2 separate regions of the Mus musculus genome follow, and region 2 is linked to region 1. A link is a contact called in ENCODE Hi-C or POLR2A ChIA-PET data. All regions are on one chromosome and are shown on one strand. The core of a region is the stretch at or near the end of the contact, and the rest is flanking DNA. Distances in the headings are between cores, read along the strand shown.

The links. A loop is a pair of places that touch in the nucleus more often than their neighbours do. ChIA-PET counts read pairs that join two places held with the same protein, here RNA polymerase II (POLR2A).
Region 2: a map of CH12.LX shows a loop between it and region 1 (2.3-fold over the local background). The contact joins the promoter of 4933439K11Rik here to the promoter of Slamf8 in region 1. A Hi-C loop is called at or near these places in 1 of 37 maps with a recorded cell type or tissue (CH12.LX). POLR2A ChIA-PET finds 5 or more read pairs at or near these places in 2 of 5 experiments (both embryonic stem cell).

What each region holds. Positions count from the first base shown.
Region 1 is chr1:172,588,951-172,592,655 of GRCm38, forward strand. Slamf8 (SLAM family member 8) reads right to left here and starts at 1,618. Exons shown (of 5, transcript NM_029084.3): 1 at 1,449-1,618. The coding sequence starts at 1,482.
Region 2 is chr1:172,549,327-172,553,015 of GRCm38, forward strand. It overlaps 4933439K11Rik (RIKEN cDNA 4933439K11 gene), which reads right to left and starts at 1,480. Exons shown (of 3, transcript NR_040558.1): 1 at 1,191-1,480.

The sequences.
Region 1 (3,705 bases), core at 368-2,867:
TTTTTTTTTTTTTTTTTTTTTTTTTCCAATGCAAGATAAAGGTGGAAACTTAAACAAAGGAATGGAACCACCGGGGATGGGGAGCCAGAAAGAGTAATACTGTATGTAGTTAGCAAACTCTAGTATTAGATTTGGTTTGAGAGTGAAGCGGGAGGACTCAAAGGGTGCTCCCAGGTTTTGGGACCCATTGCCTATCATTATTTGTGATCTAAAACAGGGAAAGAGACAAACAGGAGGTGAGATAGCAAGGTGCGATGTTCAAAGGACTGTTTTGAGCTTGAACTATGAGGAAGACAATCCTGTTTGAGCTGCCCTCTTGACTCCTTTTCTGCCTTATTTGTGTGTGCTTATTCTGTAAGCATCACCATCACCTCTAACCTCTTCCCTAGCTCACTGCAAGGTTACATTCTTTCTGTTTTCCTACAGTGACCAGAAATCAGCACCCTGTACTATTAGTAGTGTCTGTCTCTGAATCAGGATCCCCCTCCAGACATGAACTCTTTCAGGCTAAGAGCAAACGTCTTTATCTTTATACGTGCAGTTCTCCCCTTCCCCTCAGTTTAATATTAGACTGCAGGAGCTCAGTACACTGCACTGAATTTGCTGAGGATTGACCCCGAGCCTGGTACAGAAGGAGGCTTCAGGATGCAGGGCACCGTAAGGGTTGATACATCATGTATCCAAGTGCCAGAAGCTGGGATCAAGAGATCTGCTGATCACAACTCTAGTCCTCATCTATATCTTTAACCTCTCTGGGCCTAGCCATCTTTATTCTGAAGGACACAGATTCAGTGTTAACACTGGATGCCCCTTAAGTCTGAGGTTCTGCCGTATCCTGGCTCTGAGTATGGGGATCCATGAACTCCGTGTCATGTTGCCTATTTGTTGATCAAAGAGGGAAACTCAGCCATCAGAGTGATGGAGGGAGTCAGCTCGTGTTTGGAGACTCCAACACCAGTTTGCTATCAGCTATCCTCATGCCCACTGGGACCACATTTAACCTGCTGTCACCTCATTTCTTCATTCAATGTCCATCTCTTCTTGTACAGGATACAGAGAGTGACCTCAGCATCCTTACAAGCTGCCGAAACACTCCTTAGGGAACTCTCCTCTGCCTTACCCTCCTCTCTTTCCCTGGACTGGAGGATCCCCATGTGTCAGTAGTGCCAGATCCCCATCACCCTAGCACCCAACTTTCTCTCAAAACTGCCATCATTTCAAGCTGCTCTGGGCCCTGGAACGGGTGGTGTCTCCTGGATACAGATGCCACTGGTAACGCTACCCTATTTTGTCTAAGACACCACTTGAGCTTGCTCCACACCTCACTTCTCCTTCTCTCCTTGATTCTTACTTGGTTTGGAGAGGCAAGCTGCCTAGCAGTAGGATGAAGGCAGCTGGGGAGAGGCTTTCAGCTCCCCGAGGACAGGTTGTCCATCTGCCCCACTTACCTTCAAAGAGAAGAAGACTCCAGAGGGACCACATGGCCGTTGTCCTCCCTTGGAAGATTCCCTCAGCAAACTAGGATATCCATCCTAGGCCAGACGAGTGCACGGAAGGAGCTGTGGTCCTGCTGGAAAGTCCCATGTTCAGAAGGAGGAATCTTGACTCAAAACAAGATGTCTTGAAAGCGAAAGCATCCCGGGTAAAGTGGAAGTTGGCTGCAGGCCCAGCTGAGCCTCACTGGGTTCTCAGGAGCCGGTTCTTGTAAGTCAGCCTCCTTTCTGTGCACATGGCAGTCAGAGCATGGTGACAAGCACACCCACATGGCACACGTGCTTCTTACACATGGTCACCAGGCCTTTCTGCATCCAGCCCTGCTCATGGATGGGCCTAATCACCATCATTGTCACAGAGAGCCTTCTGAGCTTCAATTTTCATCTATGCACTTCCCCTCTGCTTAAAAGTCTTTGAAACTCTCCTGCTGCCCTCTGGATAAAGACAAAATACTGAGCTTAGCATGGGAGGCTTTTCAGCTTCTACAGACTGGCTGCCCACATCTGCTCTCCTCTTTGGCCATCCCAGCCAGACTACCTCTTTTTAGAACCACCCCATTTGACATCTGCACACATTGGATTGGCTTTCCTAGCAGGCATACCTTGCCCACCAGGCTGTCCTTCAAGGCTCCCTGCCTACAAGCAGAGTGAGAAATACTTTGTACCCATGTATTCTTACTCTTCCTTGTATCCTCTGCATGTTGCTGGTCATAGCCACACAGTTTCTCTAGGCCGTTTAATAGCAACATTCGTATTTGTTTCTGTGCTGGACACACTGTTTAATAAATAGTCATTAAGTGATTGGACAACTATCAGACGTGGCTAGCCCTTTTGCTTTTATGTAAGGCTGAGGACCATTCTCAGAGCTGATCTTCTTGTCACCCCATTGGAAGTATCTGTGGAAGAAGAATTAAAAGCCACGTTAATGGTAGGCACTCTCTTGGGGTCCCAGGGGTCATAGAGGGGCAGAGAGCATGGGCTGTCCCCTCCTCACTCTTATTCTGCGCTTTTATTTATAGCTTCTTTTTTCCCCTCTTCCCTCAGTAATAGAGAGAGAATGAAAGGCTTCTGGAATGTTCTACCAACTTGTATCCCTATCCCCAGCAGAGAAGTCATTTTAAGATGCTGCCCTTGAGAAAGATGCCTAATGTCCTGAGTTTGGATCATTGTGTGTTGTCCTGTATAGTATCTAGTTTGTGAGTGAAATGGGCACCATGGTAACACTGGCTGTGGAGGAAGAGAAAGCATTCATGCTGCTCCTGAGGAACCAAGAGAGAAGGGAAAGGACCAGCATTTTCCTGGGGAATGAATGGGGAGCCTCTACGTGTAGTTCAGAGGGGAAATGTACAGCAGGGTCTGAAGAAGACTGTCAGAACACTACTGCTCATTCAAACTTGAAGGAGACCACTGGGGCCTGAGATCCTGACCAGACCAAAGTAGACTGGAATTCTTCCTACTAGACAGGTTTCTAAAAGACACACACACACACACACACACACACACACACACACACACACACACACACACAAATTAAAAAATTAAAATCAGTTAACCAGAAGATCAATATTTATTTATTTATTTATTTATTTATTTATTTATTTATTTATTTATTTATTTATTATGTTTACAGGGTCTTGTATGTTACAGACTGGCCTTGGACTCACTGATTATAGACGACCTTGGACTTCCTTTTCTTTTTGTTTTTTCGAGACAGGGTTTCTCTGTATAGCCCTGGCTGTCCTGGAACTCACTTTGTAGACCAGGCTGGCCTCGAACTCAGAAATCCGCCTGCCTCTGCCTCCTGAGTGCTGGGATTAAAGGCGTGTGTGCTACCACGCCCGGCTGACCTTGAACTTTTAACCCTCTACCTCCTAGCTGCAGAGATTACAGGCAAGCCCCACCGCTTCCAGTTCCTGGGGCACCAGGGGATGGAACCATACATAGGTTTTCCACATGTGAGGCAAACGCTGTCACCTGAGTTAAAGCTCCAGCATTCTCAGTCCTAGCAGGCCTATACCTCTGAAATGTCTGATTGGCTTCCTCTGCCTGGTACCGGCTTCCTCTGGCCCTTCCTGCCTGCACAGCCCCAGCTCTGTTCAGTTCCCCAGGCACCTTTGCTAAGCTAGCAGGTGGGTTGCTGCTCTGCGGATTGCTAGTAGATCACTTAGCCAGGCTTGAAATGTTCCTTTTCAATACGTTGTAATGGCATACC
Region 2 (3,689 bases), core at 230-2,729, 40 kb before region 1:
AGCCTGTCTTATGCCTCTGGAATGCATCAGACTGGATTGGTCCAGCCTTAGGAAACCCAGTGGTTGGGTACTCGGGTAGAACACACAGTCAGATCTGCAAGCAGCTGTGTCTCAGGCATATATGCCCCAGCTCCTGCCTGGGCTCCATGCCCTACCTGCCCATGTGAGCCTGTTGCCAGGCTCTGCAGTGGCTTGGGGGATGGGTGGGGGTGGGGCAGTCTCTGAACCTTTGCAACTGCTCCAGCTGGGTGCTGCCAGCTCTGGTGGCCTAGCCACATAGTCCCTGACTCAGTGGGATGCCAGGATGTCCTTTGGTGCTCCTGAAAGCTTCAGTACCCCTGCGTGTGACTTGGGTCACAGCTGGGCATTAATTGGTCTCAGTAAAAGCACTTTGAATAGGCTCGGATGAAAGGGGCTCTCAGAGTTCAAAGCTCTGCAGGGTTTTGGGGGTGAGGAAAGGTGGCAGCTGTTTAGGTGATGGAAGAAAGAAGACGCTGAAGTCTCAGACAAGAAGTCTGGGTACACAGGCTTGGAGGCTTAGGGACAGAGAGTTCCTCACTTTCTGTTCTTTCGACCACACCCCTCCTGCTACATTCTTGTGAAGCCTGGAAGCTCCCGTGGTCAAGGCAACTATTTAGTCAAGACCTCAGGTCCCTTCCTATCGAAAAGTGACCCACATCTCTCTCCGTGCACTGAGATGCATCCCAGGAAATCACAATTTATCTATCCTTAAAGAGTGCAACCCCTTTCCTCTGCTTTAACGCTCACAGCTCTTGCCCTTGTCCTCACGGCTCTTGAGGCTCAAACTCCTGCATTCGTGCCAATATCCTTCTTCAAAAGGGTGGCCACTGTCTCAGTGGCTTTGATGACTTTGGTGCTGGGACAGTGCTGCAGCTGAAGCTGTGACTTTCTCAGCCTCCCAGGAAGAGGAGGAGGTGAAGAAGGGAGGTCGGCTAGGGAGGGAGGGCCTGGGAGAAACTCCTCAGAGTCCGTGAATTTTTCCCCCTACACGGCTACCGGAGAATGTCTGTGTCTGGGCTAATGGGAATGAGCACTACCAAATCACGAGAACGTATGGCTGGAGGAGACCTTGGAGAACTGCCGGCGTTCCAGTCTTCTTTGTAAGCCTTAGGCAAATGGTTGCAGAACCTGGCTTGCTTTCCCTGAGAGACAAGGCGCCCACTACCTACCTGCTCAGAAAGCCCAGTCCACCAGTGTCTTCGTGTGTGTGACATGCACAGCCCTAGTCTTGGGGCCGCGCTAAACAGGTGCACAATCTATAAGACGGAAGGAAGCTCTCTGTATCCATCCACTCTGCATGGTGAGCCTTACGTGGGACAGTGCCGGTGTTCTGGAAACTGGGCTTTGCAGAGGCTTCCGGGGGAAGTATCGGAAGGAGGAACCTGGAGGAGGAGGGGAGGCGTCCTCTTTACTCTTGGGCAGGGCTTATGGCTCCCCTGAGAGTTAACACTTCCCTCTCCAGCCAGGCCTGGCTGAGCTGAGACAAGCCCCACCTTCTCTCATCCAGTCCTTTATTCAGGTATCCAGGCAACAGGAAACAAACAGGGAGGGCAGAGGGAGGGCCTGTCTGTTCAGGCTTAGTGGGAAAGGCTCTGAACCCCACACCTAAGCTTTCTTCCAAAGCCTCTCTGGGCAGTTGTTTAGAGCAGGCCAGGCCTGGGACCACCCTGGGGGTTGAGGGGACCACAGCTTCTCTTTGAAGATACGTGATGGGAAAGTCCAAATATTGAAGCAAAAGCAAATTTTATTCCTACAAGTCCAAAAGCCAAGGTCCCACTGGACAGATAGAGATTAATACATCACAAAATCTGTCTCCACACATGGGGGCGCATGGTTCAGGCCAATCAATCTGAGTTGCAGAATCAGTCCCGAGGACCTGGCTATGATCCCAGTGAAGTTCTCGTAGGTTTCGAGTCGAAGGTTCCAAGAGGTTTAGTGCTCAAGGATTTTATCTACTCTGTTCAAAAATAATCACCAGCTGTCACTCCTGGTTTCATTTTTTCTGAATTGTGTCTGGCAGGACCCTGGCTTACTTCCCAAGCACCGAGACACAGCTCTGGCCACCTCAGGGGTTCTCTCTCTCTCTCTCTCTCTCTCTCTCTCTCTCTCTCTCTCTCTCTCTCTCTCGGCTCATCATGATCAGTAACCTTTTCAGTCTCTCTTTAAACATCATCTCCACCAAGCAGGACCTTGTGATTATTATCAGCACACCTCATCACATCGTGGGCTAAGTGTCCCTTCCCTTGGCTCTGTCTCCCATCCACGGGGATGCTATAGGAGAGGAGCCGAGACTCTTCGCTCTTTCCCCACATTCCAGCATGAAGTCCAGATGAAGGTCCGTGAGATGGAGATGCAGCTGAGCTTCGTGCTGTGAAGATACCTTTAGCGTGAAGGCTTCTCGGTTCTCCCTCAGCTCTGTCATTAGGATTCCACACACTCTTTACAAGGGATTCCCTCTCACCTCTGCTTGCCCTCCTGGCACTTCAGTCAATGACATTCAGTCAACCTTCTCACGTCCCTGGAGACCAGGTCGATCTTTTAGAAGTCAAGACTGTGTGAGCCAGGTCAGTTCTGGGATACTGTGTGATGGGACAGATCTCGGTACATCCAGGCTCCCTCTTGCAGTCCCCCTCTTTCTGAGGTGAGCCAGTGGAAATGCAGAGGCTCGGGAGGCTGGATGACGGGCCCAGAGAATATGTGGGTCACCTGTGTTTGAAGTTATTGCTTACGGCTCTGATTTGAGTTTCAATCTACAGCTGCGCTGCACATCTTCAAACTTAAGCACTAACAGATCTGCTCTTCTCCAACGTGACTCTGATCCTTCCTGTCAGAACTTAAGAGTGATCCTTCATCCACCAACACCATCTCTGAACCCCTGCCCTTGGCCTCACCTGGTAGTACTACATCTTATTACCTTCACTGAAACCTGCTGCAGAGTCAGCGGCTGTGGTGGTCCCTTGGTTTCCAGAATCCAGCTTCTTCGCCACCACCTTGCTTTGAGACCCACATCATACCATCTGTCTCCCTGTGGTAGTTCCTAACTCCTGCTCTGGAACCCCTCTGAAACTTGTTCAGGTGGTTAAACTCATCCCCGAGCGTTCTGGGGTGAGCTCTAGGTCTACATGGGGACACGGAAAAGGGAGTGGAGGGGCCGGCCATGAGGGAGGCTGGTCTAAAGGGGGTCAGGTTGTAGTCCCAGGTCAGCTGGGGGTCTTGAAGAACTAGGGGTTTGTGTGGATTGCTGATAGTTAGTTTTGGAGGATGGTTAGGCTGCCTGTCCTCCACAGGGATCTGGGGTTGGGCTAGAGCACATCTCTGAAGCTGGCTCTGATTGCTGGTCATGCCTCTTCCATCCCCCACAGTCTCTGCTCACTCTCTTCTAGGTCTTTGTCTTTAACTTTTTATTTCTGTCCTAGAATAGAAGCAAGAGCTATTGTCCTCTCCTAGCACGGAAGTCCAAGATTTTCTGATGTCAGCCTGGACCTTTATGGGATCTGAAAGGGAAGTGGGGGTGGGAGTGTGTGTGTGTGTGTGTGTGTGTGTGTGTGTGTGTGTGTGTGTGTGTGTGTTAGAAATGGGAAGTTTAGGGCAGAGTCAGATGGTGAAGGAAAGGCAAGGGAAGATTTAGAGCAGAATGCCTCTCAGGAGTGGGGCCCTCTTCTTTTGCT